Linked DNA regions of Homo sapiens: region 2 is linked to region 1. A link is an interaction called in ENCODE POLR2A ChIA-PET data of the cell type or tissue named here. Cell type or tissue: GM12878. All regions are shown on one strand. Links, peaks and the distances in the headings refer to the core of each region. The heading gives the core; the rest is flanking DNA. Region 1 overlaps DST (dystonin). Region 2 overlaps DST (dystonin).

Region 1 (5,393 bases), core at 296-5,295:
GGTATATGAAACTCTTACATTTAACATTTTAATTTGTATAACGGCAGCCTGCATTTTGCATATTAGGAAATATCTTTGACATCTACATCATGCACATTACCTTTAAAGAAAAATTCACAAGAAAATACTCAAATCTCATATATTTAGGTTGCTTCATATTATTTTATATTTTGTTATGATTAGAGGTAAGTTTTCAGATTTCAAACAAGAAAGCTACTCTAATCCAGAACCACAAAGTTAAAAATATGGACTCATTTTAATAAATATGAAAAGAGAGGATAATGTCTTCTCCACTTGTGCAGTAATTTTTGCTTTTATTCAAAATCTCAATTAACTCGGTTCACTCTCTTCAAAACAGAAGAACAGTGTGACTTCATTACTCTTTCTCTATTTTTTTTTTTCTCTTTTGGAACATCTCTTATATGTAGTAGCTAGATAAGAAATGTGCTGAGTTTCCCCAATACAGTGTGCTACTTCTAAATGAAATATTATTTTTATTTTTATACTTAAAAAAATAATCATCAATGTATTCAAAATTTTAACTTAAATTTGAAATCCTAAGATTTTCAAAAATATGTGTACAGAAAATAGTCTGATTATTTGGTTTGAAATTGGGACAACTGGGTGCCTGCACATCTCTAAACTAGATACTACATCCAGAAGCACAGAGTGTGAGTATGTGTGTATGTTCTAGAGTCATACAGAAAGTTTCCTGTTGAACTAATTGTGTCTTTCTTCCATTTTTCATTTTTATCAGTTCTTCCTGGGAAATCAGGTATAAACCAGTGGAATGTATTCTCAAGTTCCTGATGATTTTTTTTTAACTTTAATTCATAGTCATTAAAGCTTGCCATGGCCAATCTTTCCCATGCTGTCTCCCTAGCTACTACATTGTTGGTTGGCGTGGTGTTTCTGTAAACGCTATAAGGGTCCTTGATCCAGGATTCCTTTTTGCCTTGTGTCTCTCAGATGAGGAGATTACTTTTAAGCAAACCAGATAATGAATTGTAGCTTGGCTTGCTACAATGTTACGAATGCAATTTTTAATTCCCATTTTTTATAATATGAGCATATATTTTATGCTAGTACTCATTGGAACACAAATTTGATTCTCCACACATCTCTGTGTTAGGCTCATTGGTGTTTAACTGTTTAGGACATACGGTCTACAGTAGCTGAGAAGGATCAGCCTCAGGCAGTGACACAGGAAGACAGAGAGCCAAGAGGTCTCCTTGGCACTCAGCCACAAGTAACAAGTTCTCTCCAAAGAAGCTATTTGCCATTTGTTCAAAATCACCAATTTTGGGGCTTGGCATCTCTGAGTAGAAATGTTAACTCAGTAGGCTTTAAGTAATATTCCTTTTGAGGAAAGTTATCGCTATAATATATGCAGAATCTTAAAGTCACATTTTATGCCATCTTGATCGAATATTTATATTATTGGCACTTAAGTCAATATAAAATGTTTATGTTGACATTTAAGTCAGTATAACCTGTGTAGTGGCACTACATCATGATCAGAATTTTGAAACTAAGGAGATACTCTGTTTTGATTTAAACATGTTCATGAAGCTTTTATTTTATTTTATTTTATTTTACTTTGGAAAGAACCATGCTATCTATAGTATCTGACCATATTACATTAGATATGACTCTGCCACTCCATTTTAAAGCCATATTACATCTCAAGCTTCAAATTATCTATTACCTTTATTTATTGCAAGCAAATAATTTATTTAAAATAGAAATAGTTACTTGGAATAGATTTTTAAAACTTCCATTAGTTATACTATAATACTGAAATGTTACTTTTCCATTCTTGCTATTTTCGGAGTCAGCAAATGGGAGAGCATCTTTTATTTGCAGAGAGAATGAGAGAAATACCTCAAAAGGTTTTACTCACTGAAAGCACAGTCAGCAACATTAGTCTATTTTCTCTTGTCTTGTGATTTGGTTACTGGGAATATTTAGAGAAATTCTGAAGATGATGTTAGTTGTCTGGAGAATGCCTAATTAAAACAGAAAATTATTTGTATTCATTACACTTGAAATATCATCTCTATAAGGAACTTTTAGTTATTTCCTTATAACTTTTGTTTTGAGTATAATCTTGAACCAAAATCATCTAGTCCCATTATCTGGTTCCTTAAGGGTAATTTTCTTTAAATCCCCTCCTTTCCCTTTGCTTATTAGCGGCACCAATTTTTTTCTAACAAAATAAATTTACACTTTTATTTTTAAATTTTAATTAACATTTCAGGAAGAATTATAGGAAAGTTTAAGTCTCAATGTTTAAGGAAAAAAGATTTAGAAATAGTGGTTTTTAAAAGTTTGATGGAAAAACACATGAGTTCCTGCTGGTGCATTTTACATGCTTTCTAGGTCCTTCTGAGTTTTAGGATCCTGAGGGATTTGGTTGGTATTGTTTTTGGGTTTTCTTCTTGAAACTCAGTATTAAAACACTGAAAAGTAGCAGATTTTTTTCTACCTAGAGTTTTCTGTTTATCCATCATGAGCCCAAATAAAGTCACAATTGTATGTTACCTGCTTTACAAAGAAGCCATTTATGTTTAATTGACTGTTCATTTTGCTTTCTTGTCTGCTGGGATGACAACCGTGAAATTCAGTCTGGTAGTTTTTATGAGTTGGACATGAACCTATTAGAAATGATTTAAAGTATAAAATCATTTCTCACAGGCTTTCAAAACATAAACCTGTGATCAGAAACCTGGAATCTAGAAATTTATTCAGGACTTGCAGAATTTGTAGCATATCTACATTATTGGAGATCTATTGAAAGGGCAAGAAAAAGATGATTGCCTGTTAGTATCAACAGTTATGGTACAGACAACTATGAGAGAAACCTTTTAGATTTGGCAGCTGTATCATTAATAATGTGTCATTGGCTATTCTAATATTACAGTAATCTAAAATGGCATATTAATCCAGCCTTTAACAAATTGGTTTACCAGATCATTAGGGATGCAGAAATTTTAGTTGACTGTGAAATTTATATGAGTCATACTCATTTACTTTATTCTTTTTAAGTGAAAACTGCCCTTACAGAAAAGAAAATGAGTTTATAAAGATTTCTCACAGAGTTCAGTGGAAAACGGTTTTACTGTAAGAGAGAGTTTAATGAAGAAGAATCAAAGCTTATTAAATTTTTCTTAGAATCATTTTATTTTGGATAAGCCCTGGGCAAGTGGGCCAGTGCTTACTTTCATGGCTATGTTTAATTCCTAGAAACATTTTAAAATTACTGCCTTACTAATATTGTTTCTGTCATAAGAAAGAAAAATAATTTTTAGACCAAAGCTTTGGTAGTATACTTGATAACCTTTGTAATCTTTTTTTTTTCAAACTGTTTCCTTTGGGCTAAATCAGCATGCAGCCGTCTAACACAAATCATTACAAACCCCCTTTTCTGAGATTTTACTAATCGCTATGAACTAAGCAAGAAATTAAAGTCGGTTGCTTTAGCTACTGCAAATTGCACATCATCCTGTAGTTTAGAATTATTATTGACAACTAGAGGTTCTTTCTTTCTTCACTGAACAGTTTGGAGACTCCCAGCAACTGCGACTGGTCCGGATCCTGCGGAGTACTGTGATGGTTCGTGTTGGAGGTGGATGGATGGCACTTGATGAGTTCTTAGTGAAAAATGATCCTTGCAGGGGTAAGGAGATGCTTATCATGATAACATCATGAAAGTATTTCAATTTTATATTATATCCAGCACCAAAACATACTGGGCATAATTTTGGTCATTTATTCCAATAGTGAATGTTTCACATTGGTCTGTCAGCCTAAAGTTCCCAAAGAACCTGTGGCAGTCATGTAAACCATATTCTTCTCATTTTTTTCTTTCTTTTTTTTTTTTTTTTTTACTTTTTCTGGATAAATATGGTGGGCGGGAAATACTAGAATCCATTTTCTTTAGGAGACTTTTACATCTACGATTTTCCAAACAATTATACCAACCAAGGAAAGGATTTTGTCTGTTATGACATAGCAAAGTAAGAGAAAAGAAAATTGAGGTGATGAAGACCGAAAATACTGGATAATAAAAGTTTAAAGGTCAAAGTTTTTATGAAATGAAGAGCAGGTGAGGAAAGCCATAATTAAAAAATTTTTAAATAATAATCCAATGCTAACTTGACTCTTTGAAGTTGCAGATTAGAACATTAAAAATATAAACATATAATACTATAGCTCTCTACATATCTTCCAGCCCAAGTCCTAAGTTAGCTTTTAATTTTTCTGTTTTGAGATCCTTCTGTCAATTTTTAAGTTCTCAACCAATTTACGTTACACGTGGTCATTTGATTGCAATTTCTAATTAGGTACCAATTACTCAGTAGGCCCATTTTTCTTCCCCCCCAAGAAAAAAACAATAAAATTGTTATAATTTTCTTTTACCTGTGAGCTCACTGTAATCCTTTTTAGCAAACAACAAATGTTCACGTCAGTGCTGTCTCCTTCAGCTACCAAGTGGGATCCCAGGTTTCCTCCTGTAGGGCCTCTTGGTTTTGGTGATGGTGTCACCATCTGGTACACATAGACATATCAGTCATCAGGCTTCTCCACCAAGGCCACCATGGATTGTTATACATGTTATACAGTAGCCCTGCTCTCTCCTGGCCAAAGACACACCTGCGAGAGAAGTAAAACAAGAACAAAAGCTCCTGTTTGTTTTATATTTTGAAAATAATGTAGCCTAAGGTAAAATGCAACTCCATTTATGAAGAAATCAGAATACATAGTGTTCTGTTGGGTTGCTTAGGAAGGTTAGCATGGCTGTGGCACAGTCTTCCAAATACATTTTTCTTATTGAGCCAATCCCTTGAGTGCTTCTTTTCCTGATGCAACTTTTCTTCTAAAATGTGTGCTAAAGGCCAGATGTGAGCACCCTTTGCATATTCAACTACTGTACTTTGTTTCTTCTTCTGCTAACAGTATTCTTTAATGTGATTGGTATCCTGTGTCATTTTTTCTAGTTCATCATCATGGGAGTAAAATGTTACGTTCGGAATCAAACTCTTCAATTACTACTACTCAGCCTACTATAGGTTGGCAACCTCTCTCTTTGCCTCTCCCCTCTTTCCTTTTCTCTTTCCTACTTTTCCATTCTTGCTTCAGTCATTTGTTTTAAAATAACATGCTTCATCCATCGCGTATGGCTTAACTCATATCCAGCTGAGCTGGTGCTTCCAAATTTAAATTCTGAAAATTTGATGACTTTGGTTGTGTTACACATGCAGGTGTTATAAGTGATCAAACACATGCTAACACGTTGCTCACCGGGTTCTTGTGGAGTGTTCTCCGTGTGCGTATGTGTTTGTATGAGTGCTGCATCACTGACTACCTCACAGATCCTTGGGTCTGGTGTT
Region 2 (5,393 bases), core at 173-5,172, 280 kb before region 1:
TTTGAAATATTCTTCCCACCCAACTATTTTAAAACCATTATTTTCTATATTTTTAAATGGTTCCATTTGTTTTAAGAATTGTCTTATTTCTAATATTGTATAATTTCTTCGTGTACTACCAGGTAGTATAAATCCAAAGATTTTACTGTAGCTGTGTGTTGGACTTGTTATTTCCACACTTCTCTTGAAATGTGCAAGAAGAAAGCTTTTCTTAACACCTTACAATATTTCTTTGTACATGCAGCAACATGAGAGTCTTTTGTTGCCACAACAGAGGCAGACAATATTTATTACTGTGAGACCAACTGTAGGCTTTATGTATGTGGGACTTTGCAGTAGTGACTAAGCTAAGAAATTACGTGGAAATAACAGCATTTGTATACTTTCACCTATGGAGTCCTAAAGTATTTTGGAAACTTTTTCTTAATGATGAATAATTTTATCTGATAACTTTCCTGGTAAGGACCTTCCTTTTAACAAAAGTAGGGTGGAGGGGCGAGTGGCTGGGGAGTGGACTGTGGCTAAGGCTCAGAGTTATTAAGTAGCTTCCTCTAAGTCTGTCCTTCCACAGAGATAAGTCACAGATGAGTGGATGAAAGTTGGATTGACTAGAACATGAACATCAGTTGTACGTCTATACTAATAGAAATAAACCATAATGATGTTCCTGTGGGAATGAACATTTGAAAAGATTTTTCAATTAAAATGAGAGTGGGGACTTTTTCCTATTACCCATTTCAACTACGTGGCAGCTACAACCTCCAGTCACCAAGTAATGTTGGCTGAGATTTCTGTGGTTGAAGGTCAAATCAGGTAGGCAAGTGAGGTGTTACTAGAGTGAGGCAGTGCTGTCAGCTGATGATTGGGTGTGAGCTGATAGCTCACAGGTGGTTTGAGATGGGATTCTGCAGGGTGGTGATGTGCAGCCTCTTTGATTTGTTTTCACCCAGCTCCCTGTTCACCAACCATCCATTGTCCATCTTTTTCAGGAACTGATCTTTTCAACGATCCCAACTATTCCTTCCTTCTTTCGTCTATAATACCAACAATCTTACAGCTGTTTACTTGCAATATTTTTACTGTGTTGTACCACAGAGCTATTTCCAGGCAGTAATGGGGAAACTGACTAGCGTCCTTTCTTCTCCCTCCATATTATTTCTACACAACTCTAACACTTAATGTTTACCTTTTTTTTTTTTGAGATACAGCCTTTTTCAAAGTTTTTCTCCATCTTTTAAAATTCACATCTGATCCTTAAACTCAGAAATCTCATCCCTGCCTTAAATTCTGATGTAACTTCTTAGTGAAGCATTGCAGCTCCCCTCCCTCCACTCTTTAGAGTCATTAAGCTCAGAAGGTAAATTCCATCTTCTGTGGATTCCCACCATTAACAATCGGGCCAAGCTTTACTTTTTTTTTTTTTTTTTTGAGACAGAGTTTCACTCTTGTCGCCCAGGCTGGAGTGCAGTGCTGTGATCTCGGCTCGCTGCAAACTCCGCCTTCTGGGCTCAAGCAATTCTCTTGCCTCAGTCTCCTGAGTAGCTGGGATTACAGGTGCCTGTCACCATGCCCTGCTAATTTTTTGTATTTTTAGTAGAGATGGGGTTTCACCATGCAGGTGGTCTCGAACTCCTGACCTCAGGTGATCCACCTGCCTCAGCCTCCCAAAGTACTGGGATTACAGGCGTGAGCCATCATGCACAGCCCAAGCTTTACTTTTTATTTTTAACTCATTTTTTAAAAGTTAGAATTTTATTTCCTAAGTATGAAATTATAAAGTTGAGTAGGCTTTTACAAACTGCACTCTCTGCTCTTGGTAGCTTTGTGATCCTGGGCAAGTTGTTTAACCTCTAAGTGCCTCAGTTTCTTCATCTGTAAATGAAAGTTATCTCACTGATTGTTATGAGTATAATGTGCAGTGTGTGTGTGTGTTATATATGTGTGTGTGTAATTGAGAACAACATCTGGCAAATAATAAGTGCTCTCTAAGTGTTTGCTATTATTATTATCCTGGTTTCAGTGAAATAGACAGGCTTAGGCTTTCGTGTAGCGGAGGCAAGGGCTCTAAAGATAATTGGAAAAGGAGAGATAGGAAGAGAAGGGCTATTTACTAAGCAGATACTTTGAACTTCTCAGCAGGATCTGGTACAATTTATTCATTTACAGTATATTTAGAATAGGGTTAGAAAATCATATAAAGATGTTTTAAAGCATTTTGGCAACTGTTAATCCAGCAGTATTGTGGTGTGATTGAATGGTGGTTTTCTATTGCTGAAGTAAGTAGTGATCATTTTTGTTTGTTTGTTTTTTGGAATTAACTATGTATACAGTTTCTATTCAGGAAGGTCTATTGGTCTAACGTTTCAGACAAGCATAAGAATGCCAAAGATAGTTTGTCTTTTGCTTGTTTAGAACAAGGGTTCTTATGTCTTGACTTTTCATTATTCATTTATTCATACTTAGAAGTGAAGTGCTCCTAAATTTGAGGCACCTTGCTTTTCCTGCATTATTAGATTAGGGGTTCTATTGTTTGATGACATAAACGTTTAGAATCAGACTTCTTAAGATCCCACTTTGGCTGTGGAATTTTAGGCTAGATTGTTAATCTCTACAACTTTAATTTTCACAGCTTTAAACTGAGGACAGTACTACCCAACTCAGAATTATTGTGAAATCCAAATGAAAATGTATCCATAAGGCATACATAAAGAAATACCCAAAAGTGGTTTTCTCCCAGAAGGATGTATGTCTAGCCTATAAAGGTGATCCTTCCAAATCATGTTACTAGCACACATATCAGGGATAAGTTAAACAAGTTAGGCTGGATTTTTTTTATTTTTATTGCAGGGAAATTCTGCCTGGGGTGTTAGAAGAGAGAATGTGATGAGTTAGTTCAGCTGTGAAATCTAACATCCTATTGGTTCGCCTCATTGCAAAACAAAAAAAGGGAATTAAAACTTTTTTTAAAGGACTTCTTAAGAACAACTTTAAAATGAAAAGAAGAAATAGACAATTTGGTTTCTTTTTAGTAACAGTTGTATATATCCCCTACAAAAATAGTAGAGGAGTCTGGCTTTGTTAATATTTGTTTAAAAGGAGGTGTTGACTAGTTTTCAGCTTGCAAGTAGGAGTGTCTAGTCAGTGTTTTCTTTTCTACATAGAAAGTTAACAGGACTCTGACACATCAGAGTTTGTACGGAGAGAGTTTAGGGAACTGCTGCACAGATTTCCTGCAGAATGATGGGGCAGCTCATGAAAAATGATCAAGATTGGAACGCAAAGCTGGTGGGACTGATGTGCTGTATGGGTTAGTAGTATCACATATACTATCACTTTCATGTTTTCAGAACTGGGAAGGGAAAGTTGCACTACCTGCTTTGGTTTGCATGGCGATAGTTCAGCTGATTGTCGGGCATCTTTCGAAAACCTGTACTGAAATCAGGACAACTTCTGAGGCTCCCTGGAGAGAACTCCCCTGCCTATTGTTGTCCACAGAATATGTATTTATATAATCTCAATACTTACTGCGTGTGTGGTACTGAGTGAGTTTAGCTTTGTTTGGATTTCACTGAAAACCAGTCAATATAGATTGTAATAATCAGTACTCTTTTTGCATTTATTTGTTCCCCCCCAATTCTGTTATTCTTTGTCTTCATTGTCGTTACATATTTTCAGCTGTTACACTTTATAAGGGGGATATAAATATATATTTTTATTGAAAACTTAATCTATAAATGAAATAATTTTCAAATAGAGGAATGTTATAAAAGTTCAATTGTTTAAAATCACAGGAATGAGTTTCCCTTTTTGTTGCTGTAGCAACATTGCTCTAAATATAAATCTCAGTGTTAGACATCTCTAACTGAAATGAAATAAAGAACCATTATGAGACTTGTAATTGGAAAATTAGATGGTGTAATCTGGAATACTCCCTTTTGAAATAACTCCCTTTTGAAATAATGTGTATGGAAAGTGGTGTGATTTACAAAGTCTTCCCAGACTTAAATTATTCTCTGACTCTAGGTTGCTCTCTTGAAGAAAGTTGAAGCCTTTAGAATTCACATTAACTCTTTTCTCATTCCTGTAGCATTGTGGAAGCCTTCTCATGTTAAAGAGCATATTTTGGTATTTGAATGGGACTCATTTAAGTTGATCATGGTTTAAAAGAAGAGGTTTAGGTTGTTCCTGTTAGAAAACAGTATCAGAATTTATGAATTATGTGTGTTATTTAGTCTTTGTATCTTATGTACTTTAGTTACGGATCATAATTCCTAGATATTACCTCAGTAGTACCTACGAAATATCATGTTATTAGCAGTGCTTTTGAGCATCTAGCACAACAACAACAACAAAACCTCATTGATCAAAAGAACCTTTGTATAGTAAGTACCTCTGTACTTAGAGGTAAATTATTTGATTAAATCAGCTTTCTTAATATACTGCTTTGGTAAGTAATTAGCCAATTTATCTATAGAATCTGTTTTACCTCATGTTCCTTGAACTATAGGACCAGTTTTTATTCACTTAGAAAAGAAGAAATCTATTTTGTTAACCCTTTTTTACCCAAGAAGAAAATAGTTTATATAATACACATAATAGATTAAATTTATTTTGTGACTTATATGGAAACTCTATTCTTGAATTATAAAGATTTTTAATATATTATTAATTTTTTTTTCTTGAGGATTTAGCATCAGGGGCCTTGGTTGTTATTTAATGGGAATAATATGGATATTACCTAGGAAGTAATTTTTTTCATTTACTCTGTTTTCTTTTTGCTGGATGCTTAGAACATCACTGCTGAAAATGTGATATGAGTGCTAGACTTTGGCACAGAACTTCCATTGTTTGCAATCAGTTGTCCAAAGTTCACATCACATCACAGAGCCAGATTCCCCAGCTCCCTGTCTGTGACTGAGATGTGGTCAGCACTTCCATTTGAAAAATGACAGTATCTTGGGGATAGTGGAAGCAACCTTGTAGGGAAACATAAGAGTTGGGTCCTAACCAAGGCTCTTTCAATGTTAAATGATTAAGTCAGAGATTCTTTTTAGTGGAGAAATTGACACATGGCTGGCTTCTGTTTTGCTACCCTACTTCCTGTCCTTTAAGCCCCACCTGACTGCCCTGGATGAGGTTGGTCCTTCTCTCTTTTGTGCTTGCATACATGGTGAGTGCCATGTACTTCTCTCAACTGGTGTGCTTACCACACTGCCTTTCTGTCAGGTGTCCTCTCCAGGTCATGAGCTTCAGAAACCAAGACTAGTGCTTTCTCTGCAGCCTGGTGGTCTCAGTGTTACAGGACAGGGGTCCAGATTCAAACCCCAAGAGAGGGTTCTTGGATCTCTTGCCAGAGAGAATTCAGGGTGAGTCCACAGAATAAAGTGAAAGCA

Evidence for each region. Peaks named below come from ENCODE experiments on the same cell type or tissue, not always from the same donor. Only the 100,000 strongest peaks of a DNase experiment are listed, where the experiment ranks them.
Region 2: POLR2A ChIA-PET joins it to region 1 with 14 read pairs; 2 of 35 experiments call an interaction of 5 or more read pairs at or near these places.

What each region holds. Positions count from the first base shown.
Region 1 is chr6:56,464,364-56,469,756 of GRCh38, reverse strand. It overlaps DST (dystonin), which reads left to right. Exons shown (of 104, transcript NM_001374736.1): 98 at 758-775; 99 at 3,562-3,679; 100 at 5,001-5,072. Among named protein-coding and RNA genes, the nearest start is that of COL21A1, 220 kb to the right of the region's middle. In GM12878, for the core only: no CTCF peak of the experiment used is centred there; no DNase peak of the experiment used is centred there.
Region 2 is chr6:56,740,185-56,745,577 of GRCh38, reverse strand. The region is part of intron 4 of DST (dystonin); the gene reads left to right. Among named protein-coding and RNA genes, the nearest start is that of DST-AS1, 100 kb to the left of the region's middle. In GM12878, for the core only: no CTCF peak of the experiment used is centred there; no DNase peak of the experiment used is centred there; H3K4me3 peaks cover 1,370 bases; H3K27ac peaks cover 1,557 bases.